Regions from separate parts of the Homo sapiens genome. Here region 2 is linked to region 1. Evidence: read pairs that join two places in POLR2A ChIA-PET (ENCODE). Cell type or tissue: B cell. All regions are shown on one strand. Each heading gives the region's core, and the rest is flanking DNA. Links, peaks and the distances in the headings are about the cores only. Region 1 overlaps LIMK2 (LIM domain kinase 2). Region 2 overlaps DEPDC5 (DEP domain containing 5, GATOR1 subcomplex subunit).

Region 1 (10,077 bases), core at 836-8,835:
CTGAGCCCAGGAGTTCAAGACTGCAGTGAGCCTTGATCACACCACTGTACTACAGCTTGGGCAACAGAGTGAGACCTTGTCTCCAAAAAAAAAAGTTTGTTTTTTTTTATCCACTCTCCTCACCAAACAAACTGAGTAAGTTAGAGCCCTCTCAGCTGGCATGTGTTGGAAACAGTGCCCTCTCATTAAAGTGCTGCCCTCACTCCCATTGCCTCTTGGCCTTGGTCAGTATGATGAAATTAGTGGGAGGCAGGGCAACAGAGGGCAGGGAAGAGCTAGAAATCCATGGCCTGGAAAAGGGAAGATTTGGGAGTGGCCAGGTATCTGTAGAGCCACCATGCAGAGGAGGGGGGCAGCTAGCCTTGTGTGCTCTGGTGGGCATGGTCAGCAGGAGGCAGAGCAAAAGGACAAGGGTAAGTAAACCTGTAGGTCGGGACAAGCCAAGAGCCATCCAGCGTCAGTCCTCTCTGGGTAGCCCAAGTAAAGCAGGAGCATACCCCAGAGAGAAAGTTCGCAGGGCTGTTCACCTGCAGTGCTGTGGACTTCAACCTTCTTGTTCCTTCTTCAGTAAGTGAAAATAACAGTCATTGACCATGACTATTATCGACCGCTTTTGAAAATGTAAACATAGTGACTTTATTGCTGTAAAAATCATACGTGTTTATCATCTTAAAATTCAGGAAACATGGACAGGTACAAAGATGTGCAAAATATCATCCAAAATCCCATTTGCTGGCCAGGCACGGTGGCTCACGCCTGTAATCCCAGCACATTGGGAGGCCGAGGCGGGCAAATCACTTGAGGTCAGGAGTTTGAGACCAGCCTGGCCAACATGGTGAAACCCTATCTCTACTAAAAATACAATAATTAGGCTGGGCGCAGTGGCTCACGCCTATAATCCCAGCACTTTGGGAGGCCGAGGTGGGCGAATCACAAGGTCAGGAGTTTGAGACTAGCCTGGCCAATATGGTGAAACCCCATCTCTACTAAAAATACAAAAATTAGGGCCGGGTGTGGTGGCTCACGCCTGTAATCCCAGCACTTAGGGAGGCCGAGACAGATGGATCGCGAGATCAGGAGTTCGAGACCAACCTAGCCAACATGGTGAAACCCCATCTCTACTAAAAAAATACAAAAATTATTCGGTTGTGGTGGCACACGCCTGTAATCCCAGCTACTTGGGAGGCTGAGGCAGGAGAATCTCTTGAACCTGGGAGGCAGAGGTTGCAGTGAGTGGAGATCCCGCCGTTGCACTCCAGCCTGGGCGACAGAGTGAGACTCCATCAAAAAAAAAAAAAAAAAAAAAAAAATTAGCCGGGCGTGGTGGCGTGCACCTATACTCCCAGCTACTTGGGAGGCTGAGGCAGGAGAATCGCTTGAACCTGGAAGGCGGAGGTCGCAGTGAGCCGAGATCGTGCCATTGCACTTCAGCCTGGGCGACAGAGCGAGACTCTGTCTCAAAAATAATAATAATAACAATAACTAGCCGGGCCTGGTGGCACATGCCTGTAGTCCCAGTTACTCAGGAGGCGGAGGCATGAGACTCAGGTGAACTAGGGAGACAGAGGTTGCAGTGAGCCAAGATCACACCACTGCACTCCAGCCTGGTTGACAGAGCGAGACTCTGTCTCAAAAAAAAAAAATCCCATTTGCTCATTTTTTGGATACTAGTATAACTATCACTCTAAACCAGTTAGTACTTAAATCAAGCAGATATGGGAGATGGTGAATTACCATCTACAGTGTTGTCATATATGTCACATACTGAGCATTATCAGCTAGTAGAATCTAGTTAATTGTTCTATGTGTGATGTATGCAGAGTTCCCATTTTGAATGTGTTTTTACTATGCTTAAATAAATGACTGATGTCAGCAACCCCAAAATGATACATCTGATGTAAGAGCCCCTGTTCCCCAATAATAACATCTAAACTATAGACATTGGAATGAACAGGTGCCCCTAAGTTTCCTCCCTCCAGGGTTTCTTGGCCGGTCTCTGAGGACTACACATCCCTACTCCCGTCTTTCCTCATCTTCAGGCGCAGTAACAGTATCTCCAAGTCCCCTGGCCCCAGCTCCCCAAAGGAGCCCCTGCTGTTCAGCCGTGACATCAGCCGCTCAGAATCCCTTCGTTGTTCCAGCAGCTATTCACAGCAGATCTTCCGGCCCTGTGACCTAATCCATGGGGAGGTCCTGGGGAAGGGCTTCTTTGGGCAGGCTATCAAGGTGAGCGCAGGCAACAATTGCTTTGCTCTTCTGCCCCCAGTCCCTCTGTCACTGTCTTTCGGGGATTTCTCATCACTTGGCCCCACCCCACACCATGCAGGATGCCAGGCCTCCTTCCTGGCTTTGGGTGTTGGTGTGAGAGGTATCCTTCACCCCCACCCAGGCCACCTAAGGTCAATGTTGCTGTTACAGTGAGCTTGTGGACCTGGAGATCCAGGTTGGGTTGAGCTGTGCCTGTGGCCCTCCTGCCTCCAGTCAGTGGGTGTTTGTTAGGTGCCTGCAGACCTCAGTACCGGGCATGCTACAAGGAGCACACAGGGGAATGGCTCCTGCCTCCCTGGTGAACAGTCTCAGGGACTAACCTCTCTCTTTCTCTCCTCCTCCTCCTCTTCTGCTGAGAACTGGGAGGGGGGGTCAGGTAAGACGTGTGTCTCAGCTTGGGGGCAGCAGGGCTGGAGAGCTCACCCCCGATCCACCCAGCTCCCTGGTGCATGTCTTTGGCACTGACCTTCCTGCCCCCAGACTTCTGTTCACTCAGGAGACTCACTTCTATGCCAAATGACCAGAGCCCCTGCTTGGCTTGGCAGCATCCCCTCCTGCCTTCTTCCCCACTTCCCTTTTCTGGGTTCTTGCCTGTCCTCTGTGCATGCCCAGCTCTCCAGGAAAGAGGGTTTGCTTCCGTGTGAGTCCCATGTTGCTCCACGCTGCATCTTCCACACATGAACTCTGTCATTCTGACCCGGCTCAGTGTGCCCTCCAAGGGATGGGATGGCCAGCTGCATAGATTTTCTCAAACAGTTCTCCAGAACTTCCTCTGGTCTCAGCACCATTAACAGTCACCCTCCCTGTAGGTGACACACAAAGCCACGGGCAAAGTGATGGTCATGAAAGAGTTAATTCGATGTGATGAGGAGACCCAGAAAACTTTTCTGACTGAGGTAAGAAGATGGAGGGGGCCCGGGAGGTTGGTGTCACCATTGGAAGAGAGAAGACCTTACAAATAATGGCTTCAAGAGAAAATACAGTTTGGAATTACTGTCTTAAAGACTAAGCAGAAAAGAGCCCTAGAGGAATATCCCACTCCCTCTAAATTACAGCGTAATTATTTGTTCAATGAACACTTACTAAAAGCAACACAAACAGGGTACAAGGGATGCAGTAACAAAAGATACAGGGTTCAGAAGAGCTCTCAGGTTATGAGGATGATGGACATGAAAACACTCCAATTTAGTACAACTCAATGTTATAATCCTCACCTGAACGCCCTGCTAAGGGAGCCTGGAGGGGAGCTCCCTGAGCACTCACACTCCTTGGGCATTTACAGTTTTCACTACCCCTCCCAAGTTACTTCATGGAGTAACTTAAGTTGGGGACACCTGTGGTCTGGGTATTGCCCTCCAAGCCACTTGGCCACTCCCACCCCAGTTCTCCCAATGCAGTTCCAAGGGTAAGGCCTATGAAGCCATCTCCATCTATATGGTGGTGGTCTTCCCTCATCCTGATCTTAGTGCCCTGTCATATCACAAGATAGGAGGTAGGAGATACAGGTGGTAACACTTGTCAAGCTGATTCCTTGGAGGGAAGAGGTAAGGAAGACAGTGAGAAGTTAACCACCAGCTTTCCTTGGCTTCCCCCACCCCCAGGTGAAAGTGATGCGCAGCCTGGACCACCCCAATGTGCTCAAGTTCATTGGTGTGCTGTACAAGGATAAGAAGCTGAACCTCCTGACAGAGTACATTGAGGGGGGCACACTGAAGGACTTTCTGCGCAGTATGGTGAGCACACCACCCCATAGTCTCCAGGAGCCTTGGTGGGTTGTCAGACACCTATGCTATCACTACCCTAGGAGCTTAAAGGGCAGAGGGGCCCTGCTTTGCCTCCAAAGGACCATGCTGGGTGGGACTGAGCATACACAGGGAGGCTTCACTGGGAGACCACATTGACCCATGGGGCCTGGACCACGAGTGGGACAGGGCTCAACAGCCTCTGAAAATCATTCCCCATTCTGCAGGATCCGTTCCCCTGGCAGCAGAAGGTCAGGTTTGCCAAAGGAATCGCCTCCGGAATGGTGAGTCCCACCAACAAACCTGCCAGCAGGGCGAGAGTAGGGAGAGGTGTGAGAATTGTGGGCTTCACTGGAAGGTAGAGACCCCTTCCTATGCAACTTGTGTGGGCTGGGTCAGCAGCTATTCATTGAGTTTGTCTGTGTCACTGAAACTGACCCCAGCCAACTGTTCTCAGTTCACAGCCCTGTTTTCAAAGAATTACACATCTCTAAAGGCAAACAGGGCACGGACAAGGCAAACTGGAGAGGCAAACTGTAGCCTGAGATGGCCTGGGCTTGCCATCACAGGTATTCAGGTGCTGAGGGCCCTTAGACCAACTAGAGCACCTCACTGCCTAGGAAATCAATGAAGGGGAAATGAGTTCTAGCGGAGCCCTGAAGGATCAGAATTGGATAAAGTTCTTATTGGCAGAGAGGCACCAGGATTGAAGTGACAGGAGCAAAGACCTGGGAGGAAAGAGGAGAAAATCATCTATTTCACCTGGAAACAAATGATTCCAAGCATAGAAATAATAACAGCTGACAAGTACTGAGTGCCCTCTATATGCTAGGCACTGGGCTGAGGGATTAACATGCATGTGCATGTTTATTCCTCATGACAACCTTGGTTTCCAGATAAGCTGGACTGGAAAGGGACAGAGCTGGGATCCTGGGCTAATCAGTCTGGTCGCCAAGCCTGAGACTTTAGCCACTGCCCTTCACATGGGGGTCCATGAAAATAGTAGTAGTCTGGAACAGTTTGGGGGTACATCAAGGTCGCTGTGTTTTAAGCTATGGAGTCTGGACTATAGGAGACAAATGTAAAAGAGTTTTTTGGTTGACTGGCTTTTTGGTTTTTTTGTTTGTTTGTTTGTTTGTTTTTTTGTTTTTTTTTCCTGTTTCTGGGGCTTGAATCAGGAAGGAGGTTTTTTTGTTGTTGTTGTTTTGAGAAAGGATATTGCTCTGTTGCCCAGACTGGAGTGCAGTGGCACGATCATGGCTCACTACAGCTTCGACCTCCTGGGCTCAAGCAATCCTCCTGCCTTAGCCTCCCAAGTAGCTGGACTACAGGTGTGTACCACCACACCTAATTTTTTGAATTTTTTTTTCTTTTTTTTTTTTTTTTTTTTTGGTAGAGACAGGTTCTCACTTTGTTGCCCAGGCTGATCTCAAACTCCTGGGCTCAAGCATTCCTCCTGCCTCGCCCTCCCAAAGTGTTGGGATTACAGTTGTGAGCCACCATGCCCGGCAGGAAAAGATTTTTAAGCAAGAAAGCTTAAGAGCTGTGGTTTTTCCAAAATGAGTCTGGGCTGGCACAGTGGCTCATGCCTGTAATCCCAGCACTTTTTTGGGAGGCCGAGGTGAGTGGATCACTTGAGGTCAGGAGTTTGAGACCAGCCTGGCCAACTGGTGAAACCCTGTTTCTACTAAAGAAAAAAATGCAAAAATTAGCTGGGCGTGGTGGTGCACGCCTGTAGTCCCAGCTACTCAGGAGGCCGAGGCAGGAGAATAGCTTGAACCTGGGAGGCAGAAGTTGCAGTGAGCCAAGATCACACCACTGCATTCCAGCCTGGGTGACAGAGTGAGACTTCATCTCAAAAAAAAAAAAAAAGAGAGACTGATATGGTTAGTACATTGGGGTGGAATGCGGAGGGTCCAGGGAATGGAGCCCTGCATAGGGGGCTAATGAAACATTTCAAATTTCTGAATTAAGGTAGTGGCTGTGGGGACAGGAGCCTGGGAGGCCGGGTGGAGTCAGAATGGAGAGACTGGTTGGCAATGAGGGAACAGGAGGAGGAGGAGGAGGAGTTACGAGTGGCTTGAGGTGTCACTTACCAGACATTTGGGGGATGGGGGATAGCCATGATTGTTGAGCAACTGGTTTGGGAAGAGCTAGCATTGATCCCTGCTGTTCTGTGCTAGCAGAACCTATCAGCATCTTCTGGGCAGGAAACTGGCTCCATGAGACTGGCTTAGGGAGAGGCTGCTAGTCACCTAATCTGCAGAGAAGGGGCAGCTGGAGCTGTGGGACAGAAGAGGCATCCATGTAGCTGGTGGGGGTGTCTCAGCTTGTGAAGAGGAGATGGCTTTGAGCAGGGCTGACACTGAAAAGGCTGGAAGAAAAAAACAGACACACAAGAGTCTCAGGATCAGGTAGCATAGGAAAGTTGTGGACAGTCTTTGAGGAGCACTCCCTCAGGCAGGCAGGCAGGCAGGTCATGAGCTATAGCGATTCAGGAAGAGCTCCCTGGGTGTGTGAGCAGCTCCAGGAGCCTAAGGGATGAAAGTAGTATTGCAGGGGGCTGGAGAGCAAGGAGTGGCTCCTTCTACATTTGCAAGGGAAGGAGAAAGGAAGTTGCTCCTGAGAGTGGTAAGAGTCAGTGGTGGAGGCCTGGAGAGGAGACATAACAAACAAATTTGTTGACAAACATTTTGGTAGGAAGGGGGAGAGCTTAAAGTTTAGACAGTGGGGAAGGTGGAGTCTTAGAGGAGGTGAATGTCTGAAAGACAGAGCTAGCTGGAGCAAGAAGTCACTTCTCTGTTGCAGGCAGGAAGGATCCAAAGTGGCTCAAGCCAGAGATTGGGAGAGTGGGGAGGAGGGAGCAGCCTGGATCTAAGTAAAATGGGTAGAGGTGGAGGGGGTGCTGCAACGGCCAGGGTTTTCTGAAGTTGGGGACATTAGGAGAGAGCTGTGAGGGCTTTGGCCAGCCACTGTGCTAGTGATTGGTGAACCAAAGGATGGGCAGGAGATGGCAGCAGGGAAGCAGAGGAAGTCCAGGCTTCCTGTTGGTATTGGGACAAGGGAGAGGCCATAGGAGGCCCTGGCCCTGTTGTCCAGGTTGGGTTCTGAAGCTGGGTGGGCATGGCCTGGTAGGAGAGCATCTATGGCGCCCAATTCCAGATTCAGGGTCTAGTTGATTTGCTGGCCCTGTAGCCTCAGCTCATGCTTCTGTTCCAGGCCTATTTGCACTCTATGTGCATCATCCACCGGGATCTGAACTCGCACAACTGCCTCATCAAGTTGGTATGTCCCACTGCTCTGGGCCTGGCCTCCAGGGTCCTATCCTTCCTGGCTTCCTTGTCACAAAGGAGGCTGACTTGTCCCCTCTGGCTAGAGGGCAGAGGTGTTGCCTAGGAGCTCCTATCTTTCCCTTCCTGCTTCTTCCAATGCCCTTCTCTGTCCTCTGGGAGCTCCGAGACACACACAGACATAATTTCACCTTCTCTCATTAGCAACCTTTGAAATAATTTGATTAGAAGGGACTTCAGAAGTTTGTTGACTATATGTAGAAAACCCTGTCATTTTACCTGCTTTTGCCCCATAGTAGTCTTGTAAAACAGTTCATTGCTGACCCCATTTTACAGTGGTGGCACCTGAAGCCTCAGCCTGAGGCCACCGAGCTAGTAAATTTACAGGGACCAGTTTGAGACCAGCATTCCTCCCACTGCCCCTCAGCTGTGGTGGTTACAATGTTGTTTGTCTTACTGACTTGCTATCTGGCTTCCTGGGTGTCTACCGGCTGGCCCTGGCTCTGCCCTCTAGACCCACACCACGCAATCTTCATTCCTTTCCCACATGACTGCCCTGTAGCTATTCAAAGAGCTTGTCTCCCCCAAGTCTCCCCATCTACTGCCTCCACCTTGCCTTTTTCTGTCTTATCCTGGTTCTAGCCACTGCCTGAAATCATTTTAGGAATAAGACAGGACAGGGAAAAACAAAAGCAACCCCCTGTCCCACCTCTGAGTTCCACTCTCCAAGTCCCTGAGCCTCACCTCCAGGGCTCCAGTGGCTCTGCCATGAACCCACTGTGGGCTGGGAGTCTGCTGTGCACAGATACCAGACCCTCAGAAACACAAATGCCAAGTGTGTCTGTTTTTTTGTTTTGTTTTGTTTTGTTTTTTAGATGGAGTCTCATTCTGTTTCCCAGGCTGGAGTGCAGTGGTGCAATCTTGGCTTACTGCAGCCTCTACCTCCCGGGTTCTAGTGATTCTTCTGCTTCAGCCTCCCAAGTAGCTAGGACTACAGGCGTGTGCCACCACGCCCAGCTAATTTTTTTTTTTTTTTTTTTGTATTTTTAGTAGAGACGGGGTTTTGCCATGTTGGCCAGGCTGGTCTTGAACTCCTGACCTCAGGTGATTCACCCGCCTTGGCCTCCCAAAGTTCTGGGATTACAGGTGGAAGCCACCGTGCCTGGCCTGAGTGTGTCTATTTGATAGAGCTTTCTGCTCTGATTCTCCCTTGCTATACACCTTTTCTCCCCTTCTCAGTGGCTTCTCTTGCCTATGCTTCCTCCCCAGGGCCAGGTTTGAGAACATCCCCATGAAGTCCTGACCTGTCTTTTATCCTACCAGGACAAGACTGTGGTGGTGGCAGACTTTGGGCTGTCACGGCTCATAGTGGAAGAGAGGAAAAGGGCCCCCATGGAGAAGGCCACCACCAAGAAACGCACCTTGCGCAAGAACGACCGCAAGAAGCGCTACACGGTGGTGGGAAACCCCTACTGGATGGCCCCTGAGATGCTGAACGGTGAGTCCTGAAGCCCTGGAGGGGACACCCGCAGAGGGAGGACAGATGCTGCCCTTGCATCAGAGCCCTGGGAATTCCAGGGGAGGCCTGTGAAGCGTAGGACCGGATACCCAGAGCTGAGGATATTTTTCCCTTGCCAGGTGGGGCCTCACGATTTAGCTCCTGAGCTCAGGGGGCTGGGAACTGATCAGTGTCCCATCATGGGGGATAAGGTGAGTTCTGACTGTGGCATTTGTGCCTCAGGGATCGCTAAGAGCTCAGGCTATTGTCCCAGCTTTAGCCTTCTCTCTCCATGGTGAGAACTGAAGTGTGGTGCCCTCTGGTGGATAATGCTCAAACCAACCAGAGATGCTGGTTGGGATTCTTGAAATCAGGGTTGTGAGGCCTCAGAAATGGTCTGAATACAATCCATTTTGGAGTCTGAGGCCCAGAGAAGTTCAGTGAATTGCCTAGGAGCATACAGCTGCCTAATGGCAGAGGCTAGATGAACCCTAGTCTGGTTCTTTTCCACTTTAACGTGCAGTTTCATCCTAGGCAGTGTTATGTTATAAGGGCTCTCCAAGGCAGTTCACCTACAGCTGAGGAAGGACTATTTTCAGGTGGTGTCTGCGCAGGACAGCCTGTGGGGTGTCCCTACAGAACCTGTTCTAGCCCTAGTTCTTAGCTGTGGCTTAGATTGACCCTAGACCCAGTGCAGAGCAGGTAAGGGATGTAAACTTAACAGTGTGCTCTCCTGTGTTCCCCAAGGAAAGAGCTATGATGAGACGGTGGATATCTTCTCCTTTGGGATCGTTCTCTGTGAGGTGAGCTCTGGCACCAAGGCCATGCCCGAGGCAGCAGGCCTAGCAGCTCTGCCTTCCCTCGGAACTGGGGCATCTCCTCCTAGGGATGACTAGCTTGACTAAAATCAACATGGGTGTAGGGTTTTATGGTTTATAACGCATCTGCACATCTTTGCCACGTTCGTGTTTCATTGGTCTTAAGAGAAGGACTGGCAGGGTTTTTTTGTTTTAGATGGAGCCTCACTTCGTTGCCCAGGCTGGAGTGCAGTGGCACAATCTGGGCTCACTGCAACCTCTGCCTTCTGGGTTCAAGTGATTCTCCTGCCTCAGCCTCCCAAGTAGCTGGGACTACCGGCACACACCACCATGCCCGGCTAATTTTTGTATTTTTAGTAGAGACAGGGTTTCACCATGTTGGCCAGGCTGGTCTTGAACTCCGGACCTCAGGTGATCCGCCTGCCTCAGCCTCTAAAAGTGCTGGAATTAATAGGCGTGAG
Region 2 (10,077 bases), core at 975-8,974, 530 kb after region 1:
AATAGACCCTCTCACCACATCACTTATGAGTTGAGACACTCCATGCCCATATCAGCCCATTGTGAGCCCGTTGTGTTTTCCTGTATATCACTTGCACTAAAATTAGATAAGGGTGCTGATTTTGGAGCTCTTGGACTCCCGTGAATTAATTGGCAGTCAGTGAAGGTCTGCTGTTTCCTAGCACTCTGCTCTGGGTACTGTGGCTTGTATTTAGGAATTTCTGTCCACTTGAGATACATCCATGAAATGTACATTATATTATGTGCCTTATATAGTGAGTGTTGAATTCTGTAGTCACTAAGCATACTTAAGATAAAGATGGGGTTGGTCAGTATAGGCTGTTGTCTTCAGAGACCCAGGAGGAACTGAAACTGCGCTTGCTAGCTAACTGTTGCAAGCCACTTTTGATGTTCATCTGTAAACACCCTACTTCTAGGATATTGATCTCCAGACTCCATGGAAATGTTTATTCTCATTAGTCCCTGTCCCTGTCCAAAGGTAGTTCTTTGCCTTGGCTTATACCGCTGAGTCCAGAGCAAACCCCACCCTCATCCTATGAGACTAGTAGGGTGTGGGAGTGCCTTTGATTCTTAAATCCACCACCATGGGTGCTGTTCTTGTTCCCTAGACCACAATTCTGCAGAAATTAAAAAACACTGTAGGCCTGGCATTGTGGCTCACGCCTGTAATCCCAGCACTTTGCCAAGGCAAGTGGATCACTTGAGCCCAGCCTGGGGATTATGATGAAACCCTATCTCTCTTTTTTTTTTTCTTTTTTTTTTTTTTTTTGAGACGGAGTCTCGCTCCGTCGCCCAGGCTGGAGTGCAATGGCACAGTCTTGGCTCACTGCAGTCTCCACCCCCTGGGTTCAAGTGATTATCCTACCTCAGCCTCCTGAGTAGCTGCAATTTCAGGCGCGTGCCACATTGCCTGGGTAATTTTCCTACTTTTAGTAGAGATGGAGTTTCGCCATGTTGGCCAGGCTGGTCTCGAACTCCTGACCTCAGGTGATCCACCCGCCTCAGCCTCCCAAAGCACCGGGATTGCAGGTTTGAGCCACCACGCCCAGCCGAAACCCTGTCTTTATAAAAAATGCAAAAATTATCTGGGCCTGGTGACGCGTGTCTGTAGTCCAGCTACTCGGGAACTGGGAGACAGTCACCATTACTTAATGCTGATTTGCAGTTTTCCAATCACTTTCCACATTCCTGGCACTTTAGATAACTTTCCTAAAGTCACATAGTGGCAAGTTTCAGGTTCAGGACTCCATCTAGGGCTTCTGACTCCCAGCAGTGCTCTGTCCCCTGCACTGCAGCCTATAATTACCTGAAGCTATTCAATACTGTGCACTGCTGCTGAGCCACCTGGATTAAGAATATTATGTGCAGCTGGGCCTCACACCTGTAATCCCAGCACTTTGGGAGGCCGAGGCAAGCAGATCACTTGAGGCCATGAGTTCGAGACCAGCCTGGCCAACATGGTGAAACCCTGTCTCTACTAAAAATACAAAAATTACCCAGGTGGCCCACCTGTAATCCTAGCTACTCTGGAGGCTGAGGCAGGAGAATTGCTTGAACCTGGGAGGTGGAGGCTGCAATGAGCCGAGATTGTGCCACTGCACTCCAGCCTGGGCAACTGAATGAGACTGCCTCAAAAAAAAAAAAAAAAAAGGGCTGGGCACAGTGGCTCACACCTGTAATCCCAGCACTTTGGGAGGCCAAGGCAGGCGGATCACGAGGTCAGGAGATCGAGACCATCTTGGCCAACATGGTGAAACCGCATCTCTACTAAAAATACAAAAATTAGCTGGGCATGGTGGCGTGCGTCTGTAGTCCCAGCTACTTGGGAGGCTGAGGCAGGAGAATTGCTTGAACCCAGGAGGCGGAGGTTGCAGTGAGCCAAGATAGCGCCACTGCACTCCAGCCTGGTGGCAGAGTAAGACTCCGTCTCAAAAAAAAAAAAAAAAAAAAAAAAAAGAATATTATATGCATGCAGTCTGCTTCATAGTGAAGTAAATGAAACAAACTTCAACCCTGTTGTTCTCTACTCATGCTTAGGAGAAGAACTGTAGTCATGAAGTGACAGTGGTCCTGTTTTCTAGAACTTTCTATGATGCAAAATCTGTTGGTGAGTAACTATTTCTCTCCTACAGTTATGTTTTTGTTAAGCTTCCCCCAACCCCACCCCAGCCATTTCCTTTCATTTTTTTCCTCGTTGCACTTTTCCACCCTTCCCATCTTTTCTGTTATGGGGACAGTGTAAAAGGGAAAGTAGCACAGTCCGTTAGTGGATGCAAGAGGTCTGTGGGCTGTGATTCATCTTAAAACCAACTTAATAGATAGACAGTTGGCTGGGTGCAGTGGCTCACGCCTGTAATCCCACGACTTTGGGAGGCTGAGGTGGGCGGATCACCTGAGGTCAGGAGTTGAAAACCAGCCTGGCCAACATGGTGAAACCCCATCTCTACTAAAAATACAAAAATTAGCCAGGTGTGGTGGCATGCACCTGTAGTCCCAGCTACCCAGGAGGCTGAGAAAGGAGAGTCGCTTGAATTCAGGAGGTAGAGGTTGCAGTGAGCTGAGATCTTACCACTGCACTCCAGTCTGGGTGACAGAGTGAGACCTTGTCTCAAAAAAAAAAAAAAAAAAAAAAAAAAAGACAGTTATCTTTATTTTTTTGTGATGCAAATCTTTAACCCAGAAGAGGAAGCTGACAAAACTGAATTTCTCTTCTCAGCCTGAACTACATACTCCGTTTTCTCTATTTCAGATGAATTTCCTGAAATAAACCGAGCCTCAATTCGACAGGATCACAAGGGGAGATTCTATGAAGACTTTTACAAGTATGTTTGGGTGCTTTGCTATACTTTTTATTTATTTATTAGTTGTTTCTTTCCTAACTTAAAAATAAGTCAGCCTGGGCAACATGGCGAAACCCTGTCTCTACCAAAAATACAAAAAATTCGCCTCTTGTGGTCCCAGCTACTTGGGAGGCTGAGGTGGGAGGATCACTTGAGCCTGGGAGGTGGAGGTTGCAGTGAGCTGAGATCACACCACTGCACACCAACCTGGGAGAGAGTGAGACCCTGTCTCCAAAATAAATAAATAAATAAATAAATAAATAAACCTTTTAATTTTGTAATTGTAATGATTTTAGATTTACAGAGAAGTTTCAAAGATAACACAGTTCCTGCATGGTCTTTGCTCTGTTTCCTCTAATATTAACATTTCATAACCAAGTTACATTTGTCAAAACTAGGTTAACATTGGTACATTACTATTAAGGAAATTCAGATGTTTTTTAGATTTTAGCACTCGTACTTGCCGTCTCCAAGATATCATGTTGCATTTAGACCTTCTAAATGTTTTATTGTGAAAAATTTCAACATTCAGAGAAGAAGAGCAAATAATATAATGAGCCCGTATACCCAATACCTGAATTTAACAGTTATTATTTTGTCATATTTGATTCATCTGTTTTTTTCAGTGCCATTGACTAAGTAAATTATCAATATTGTAATATTTTATTTCTATACATATTCAAAAAAGGCATTTTTATATCTGACCACAATATCATGATCATGTTTAACGTTATTATTATTATTATTATTTTTTGAGACACAATTTCACTCTCTCGCCCAGGCTGGAGTGCAGTGGTCATGTAAGCTGACTGCAAACTCCGCCTCCCAGGTTCAAGGGATTCTCGTTTCTCAGCCTCCCGAGTAGCTGGGACTACAGGCGCCCGTGACCACGCCTGGCTAATTTTTTTGTATTTTTAGTAGAGATGGGGTTCGCCATGTTGGCCAGCCTGGTCTCAAATCCTGACCTCAGCTGATCCACCCACCTCGGCCTCCCAAAATGCTGGGATTACAGGCGGGAGCCACCATGCCTGGCTGACACCACTATCTAATTGAGATGATTATCAGATAGTAATAGTTACTGTTTTTACGGGACTTAGCATGAATGGGTTACTCTTCTAAGCACTTTACATGACTTGATTTATTTAAATATCACAGCATCCCTGTGGGATAGATACTGTTACCCCATTTTACAGATGTGGAAATTTGGACACAGAGTTTCAGTAACTTATCCAAAGTCCACACAATATTAAGTGGTGGAGCATGGACCTGACACAGTCAATCTAGTTCAGAGTCGATGCTTTTTGACCACTGTATTCCTCAACCTCATACAGATTATACTTTAAATTATTTGTTGATCTTTTGTTGGATCCTGTACCCCTAGGAGAATTTTATGAGAGTGATGGGCCATCTGCTGTACTGACACCTCCACTCATCCCCTTATGCAGATGAATTCTGCATTCCTCTAATTCAGTGAATTCCAGGAACCATGAGAGCTCTTCTGACTTAACAGTATATGCAGTTTTATCTGTATAATGAATATGAATTAATTTGAGCATGATCAGTTATACAAAATACTATATAAAGCATGAATATGAATATATGAATTATGAATGTAGATTTATAGGTGTATATGACTATATATTTTTAATATATGAAAGTTTATGTCATTAAAAAGTCATCCTCAACGTTTTTTAGATTGAGAGAAACTGGTTATCTTTTTCTTACTGCAAAAACAATACAGGTTCATTTTAGGAAAATCACAAAATAGGCCAGGCGTGGTGGCTGATACCTATAATCCCAGCACTTTGAGAGGCCAAGCCAGGCACATTGCCTGAGCTCAGGAGTTTGAAACCAGCCAGTGCACCATGGAAAACCCTGTCTCTACAAAAAAATACCATAACTTAGCTGGGTGCAGTGGTGCGCGCCTGTAGTTTCAGCTATTTGGGAGGCTGAGGTGGGAGGATCACTTGAGCCTGGGAAGTTGAGGCTGCAGTGAGCCAAGATCATGCCACTGCACTTTAGCCTGGGTGACATAGTGAGACCCTGTCTCAAAAAAAACAAAACAACAACAACAAAAGCACACCAGTATAGTTTAGTAGAGAGGAATTCAAAGCACACTCAATTCCATCTACCAAATATAGTCTTCATTACTTTGGTGAATCAACCCCTATTATCTGTATTTAGGAGAAAAATTAGTTTTCATAGAGATGTGATCACACATTCCATGTGATTTTTTTTTTTTTTTTTTTTTTTGAGATGGAGTATCACTCTGTTGCCCAGGCTGGAGTGCACTAGCGTGATCTCAGCTCACTGCAACTTCCGCCTCCCTAGTACAAGCAATTCCCTGCCTCAGCCTCCGGAGTAGCTGGGATTGCAGGCATCTGCCATCACACCTGGCTAATTTTTTTATTTTTAGTAGAGACGGGGTTTCACCATCTTGGCCAGGCTGGTCTTGAACTCCTGACCTCAGGTGATCCACCGCCCTCAGCCACCTAAAGTGCTGGGATTACAGGCATGAGCCACTGCGCTGGGCCTCCATGTGATTTTTTTACATGTTTTATTGTTTTTATTTCTTTTTGAGACAGTGTCTCACTGTCACCCAGGCTGGAGTGCAGTGGTGCAATCTCAACTCACTGCAAACTCCGCCTTCCAGGTTCAAGCAATTCTCCTGCCTCAGCCTCCTGAGTAGCTGGTGTGACAGGCACCCGCCACCATGCCTGGTTAATTTTTGTATTTTTAGTAGAGACAGGGTTTCACCATGTTGGCCAGGCTGGTCTCGAACTCCTGACCTCAGGTGATCCGCCTGCCTTGGCCTCCCAAAATGCTGGCATGAGCCACCACGCCTGACCCATATGGTTCTCTTTTTATATGTTTTAAACCTTCATTTTCTTTCATTTCCTTTTTTTTTTTTTGAGTCGGAGTTTCGCTCTTGTTGCCCAGTCTGGAGTGCAATGACACGATCTCAGCTCACTGCAACCTCCGCCTCCCGGATGCAAGCGATTCTCTTGCCTCAGCCTCTCGAGTAGCTGGGATTACAGGCATGTGCCACCACACCTGGCTGATTTTGTATTTTTAGTAGAGATGGGGTTTCTCCATATTGGTCAGTCTGATCTCAAACTCCCGACCTCAGGTGATCCCCCCACCTTGGCCTCTCCAAGTGCTGGGATTACAGGCGTGAGCCACTGTGCCCGGCCATAAACCTTCATTTTCTATTTACTGTATCACAAATGCCAATCCATGTTAAACACACTGCTCCACAGTATCTTTTTTTTTTTTTTTTTTTGAGGCGAAGTCTCGCTCTGTCGCCCAGGCTGGAGTGCAGTGGTGGGATCTTGGCTCACTGCAAGCTCTGCCTCCCAGGTTCACGCCATTCTCCTGCCTCAGCCTCCTGAGTATCTGGGACTACAGGTGCCTGCCACCACACCCGGCTAATTTTTTTTGTATTTTTTAGTGGAGACAGGGTTTCACCGTGTTAGCCAGAATGGTCTCTATCTCCTGACCTCATGATCTGCCTGCTTAGGCCTCCCAGAGTGCTGGGATTACAGGCGTTAGCCACTGCCTGGCCCACTGTATCATTTTTTATTTCTACATAGAAATTACATTGGGTTACTATTGTTGAAAATTGAGGTGACTTCCAGCTTTTCACTATTCTCAACAGTATTGCCAGTGAACATTTTTACAGATAGGTTTTTAAGCATATCCTTAGTTTTTATGATAAATTGCCAGAAATGGAGCCATTAGGTCAAAGGATAGTCTGTGTTTTCAAGGCTTTCTATTTGTACAGCCAGTGTATGCTCCAAAACCATTAAAGTAGAAGATCTTGTTTTCCTAGCAGCAATTTCTGTGTTCTCACCAACAGTGAGTGCTCTTTTTTTTTTTGAGATGGAGTCTCGCTCTTTCTCCCAGGCTGGAGTGCAGTGGCTCGATCTCGGCTCACTGAAACCTCCGCCTCCTGGGTTCAAGCAATTCTCCTGCCTCAGCCTTCCAAGTAGCTGGGATTACAGGTGCCTGCCACCACACCCAGCTAATTTTTGTATTTTTAGTAGAGATGGGGTTTCACCGTGTTGGCCAGGCTGGTCTTGAACTCCTGACCACCTTATCCACCTGCCTGGGCCTCCCAAAGTACTGGAATTACAAGTATGAGCTACCATGCCCAGCCTCTTTTTTTTTTTTTTTTAATGCTTCTTTCCCAATTGGATTGGAAGAAAAACAAGCTCACTGAATCTTTTTTTTTTTTGAGACAGAGTCTTGCTCTGTCACCAAGGCTGGAGTGCAGTGGGGTTATCTCAGCTCACTGTACTCCAATTACACTCTTTTTGAAACCTTGTAAAGAACCTGATGTTCTGTATGTAAAGTTGCTGTATTAGTCCATTTTCTCACTGCTGTAAAGACATACCCAAGACTGGGTAATTTATAAAGAAAAAAGGTTTAATTGACTCATGGTTCTGCATGGCTCAGGAGGCCTCTGGAAACTTACAATCCTGGTGGAAGGCGAAGGGGAAGCAAGGCATGTCTTACCATGGTGAAGCAGGAGAAAGAGCGAGCTCAGGGGAAACTGCCCCTTTTAAACCATCAGATATCGTGAGAACTCCCTCACTATCACAAGAACAGCATGGAGGAAACCACCCCCATGATCCAGTCACCTCCCACCAGGTTCCTCCCTCGACACATGGGTATTACAATTTGAGATGAAATTTGGGAGGGGACACAGAGCCAAACCATATCAGCTGCTCAATATCCATTTTATGATAATACTCTTTTCAGAGTGGTGGTGCAGAATGAGAGAAGAGAAGAATGGACTTCACTTCTCGTAACCATTAAAAAACTCTTCATCCAGTATCCAGTGTTGGTGCGACTGGAACAGGCAGGTACTGCATTCATGTAATAGATGGTGCGGCGGGGAAAGGAAGTGTAGGAGGGGTCTGGGAGACAGAGAAGAGATGTGTGCTTGTTTCTCTCCCATTGCCGTGTGTAGTTTCTGCTTTTGGTCAGGGTTCTGTTTCCAGTTGGATCCAATTGTACATTTCGTATGCCGTAAGTTCAACAGTGTCCCTAATACAGGGAGTGAGGCCTTGTGGAGCCAGATGCCTTCCTTTTTTTTTTTTTTGAGACAGAGTCTCACTCTGTCACCCAGGCTGGACTGGAGTGGAGCAATTATACTGTAACTTTAAACCACTGGGGCTCAAGCAATCCTCCTGCCTCAGCCTCCCGGGTAGCTAGGACGACAGGCATGCACTACCATGCCCAGATAATTTTTTCATTTTTTTGTAGAGACAAGAGTCTCGCTGTGTTGACCAGGCTTGTTTCAAACTCCTCGTCTTAAGCGATCTTCCTGCCTCCACCTTCCAAAGTGCTGGGATTACAGGCATGAGCCACCATGCTCAGCTGCCACTTATTTAAGAGTTCATCTTTCAGCCAGGTGTGATGTCTCATGCCTGTAATCCCAGCACAAGGCAGGCGGATCACGAGGTCAGGAGTTCAAGACCAGCCTGACCAATATGGTGAAACCCTGTCTCTACTAAAAATACAAAAATTAGCCTTGTGTGGTGGCGTGCGCCTGTAGTCCCAGCTACTCGGGAGGCTGAGGCAGGAGAATCACTTGAACCTGGGAGGTGGAGGTTGCAGTGAGCCAAGATTGTGCTGCTCCACTCCAGCCTGGGTGACACAGCAAGGCTTCGTTTAAAATTAAAAAAAAAAGTTCATGTTTCATGAGATGTTTTTCTTTCTCTTGCATATTTTGCTTCAGAGGGCTTTCCTCAAGGAGATAATTCTACCTCAGCACAAGGAAACTACCTGGAGGCCATCAATCTGTCATTCAATGGTGAGTAAGGATGCCGGCCATGAGCCAGCATCTTGCCTACCACATGGCTATGTTACCGGAAAGGTGTCCTGATCCAGACCCTAAGAGAAGGTTCTTGGATCTTGCAGAAGAAAGAATTCAGGACCAGTCCACAGAATAAAGTGAAAGCAAGTATATTAAGAAAGTAAAGGAATAAAAGAATAGCTACTCCATAGAAAGAGCAGGGCATTCCCGAAAGCAAGAGGAGGAACACGTCCACCTTAGGTACAGTGGTTGTTTATATATAACAAAGCAAAAAGTCATGGGGGAGAGATGCTCTGCCGCAAGCACTCATGACAAAGGATTGTTCATCTTTGTGTAACTGCTGTCTTTCTCAAGAATCTATATTATTATCTTTAAAGCAAACTTACTTTTTTTTTTTTTTTTTGAGATGGAGTCTTGCTCTGTCGCCAGGCTGGAGTGCAGTGATGCGATCTTGGCTCACTGAAACCTCCCACTCCTGGGTTCAGGCGATTCTCCTGCCTCAGCCTCCTGAGTATCTGGGATTACAGGTGCGCATCACCACGCCCAGCTAATTTTGTATATTTTTAGGAGACACGGGGTTTCACCATGTTGGCCAGCATGGTCTCGATCTCCTGACCTCATGATCCACCTGCCTCAGCCTCCCAAAGTGTTGGGATTATAGGCATGAGCCACAGCACCTGGCCTTTTTTTTTTTTAAATATACTTTAAATTCTGGGATACACGTGCAGAATGTGCAGGTTTGTTACATAGATATACGTGTGCCATGGTGGTTTGCTGCACCTATCAACCCATCATCTGCATTAGGTATTTCTCTTAATGCTATTTTTTTTTTTTTTTTTCTGGGATGGAGTGTCGCTTTGTCATCCAGGCTGGAATGTAGTGGTGCAATCTTGACTCACTGCAACCTCCGCCTCCCAGGTTCAAGTGATTCTCCTGCCTCAGCCTCCTGAGTAGCCCTCAGCCTCCTGAGCAGCTGGGACTACAGGTGTGCACCACCATGCCCGGCTAATTTTTGTGTTTTTAGTAGAGATGAGGTTTCACCGTATTGGCCAGGCTGGTCTCGAGCTCCTGACCTCGTGATCCACCTACCTTGGCCTCCCAAAGTGTTGGGATTACAGGCATGAGCCACCATGCCCGGCCTTTTTTTTTTTTTTTTTTTTTTTTTTTGAGACAGAGTCTTACTCTGTCGCTAGGCTAGAGTGCAATGGCATGATCTCCCTGCTCAGTGCAACTCCCAGGTTCAAGCGATTCTCCTGCCTCAGCCTCCCAAGTAGCTGGGATCACAGGCACGTGCCACCACACCCAGCTAATTTTTGTGTTTTTAGTAGAGACAGGGTTGTACCATGTTGGTCAGGATGGTCTCGATCTCCTGACCTCGTGATCCGCCCACCTT

The links. ChIA-PET counts read pairs that join two places held together with the same protein. Peaks named below come from ENCODE experiments on the same cell type or tissue, not always from the same donor. Only the 100,000 strongest peaks of a DNase experiment are listed, where the experiment ranks them.
Region 2: POLR2A ChIA-PET joins it to region 1 with 14 read pairs; 2 of 35 experiments call an interaction of 5 or more read pairs at or near these places.

What each region holds. Positions count from the first base shown.
Region 1 is chr22:31,263,907-31,273,983 of GRCh38, forward strand. LIMK2 (LIM domain kinase 2) reads left to right here. Exons shown (of 16, transcript NM_005569.4): 8 at 2,040-2,226; 9 at 3,078-3,164; 10 at 3,870-4,001; 11 at 4,238-4,294; 12 at 7,230-7,295; 13 at 8,624-8,798; 14 at 9,546-9,601. Among named protein-coding and RNA genes, the nearest start is that of PIK3IP1, 24 kb to the right of the region's middle. In B cell, for the core only: no CTCF peak of the experiment used is centred there; no DNase peak of the experiment used is centred there.
Region 2 is chr22:31,789,976-31,800,052 of GRCh38, forward strand. DEPDC5 (DEP domain containing 5, GATOR1 subcomplex subunit) reads left to right here. Exons shown (of 43, transcript NM_001242896.3): 11 at 2,058-2,127; 12 at 2,770-2,842; 13 at 7,625-7,728; 14 at 8,607-8,681. Among named protein-coding and RNA genes, the nearest start is that of DEPDC5, 41 kb to the left of the region's middle. RefSeq lists an enhancer at 580-639. In B cell, for the core only: no CTCF peak of the experiment used is centred there; DNase peaks (open chromatin) are centred at 2,866 and 5,736; H3K4me3 peaks cover 1,033 bases; H3K27ac peaks cover 1,061 bases.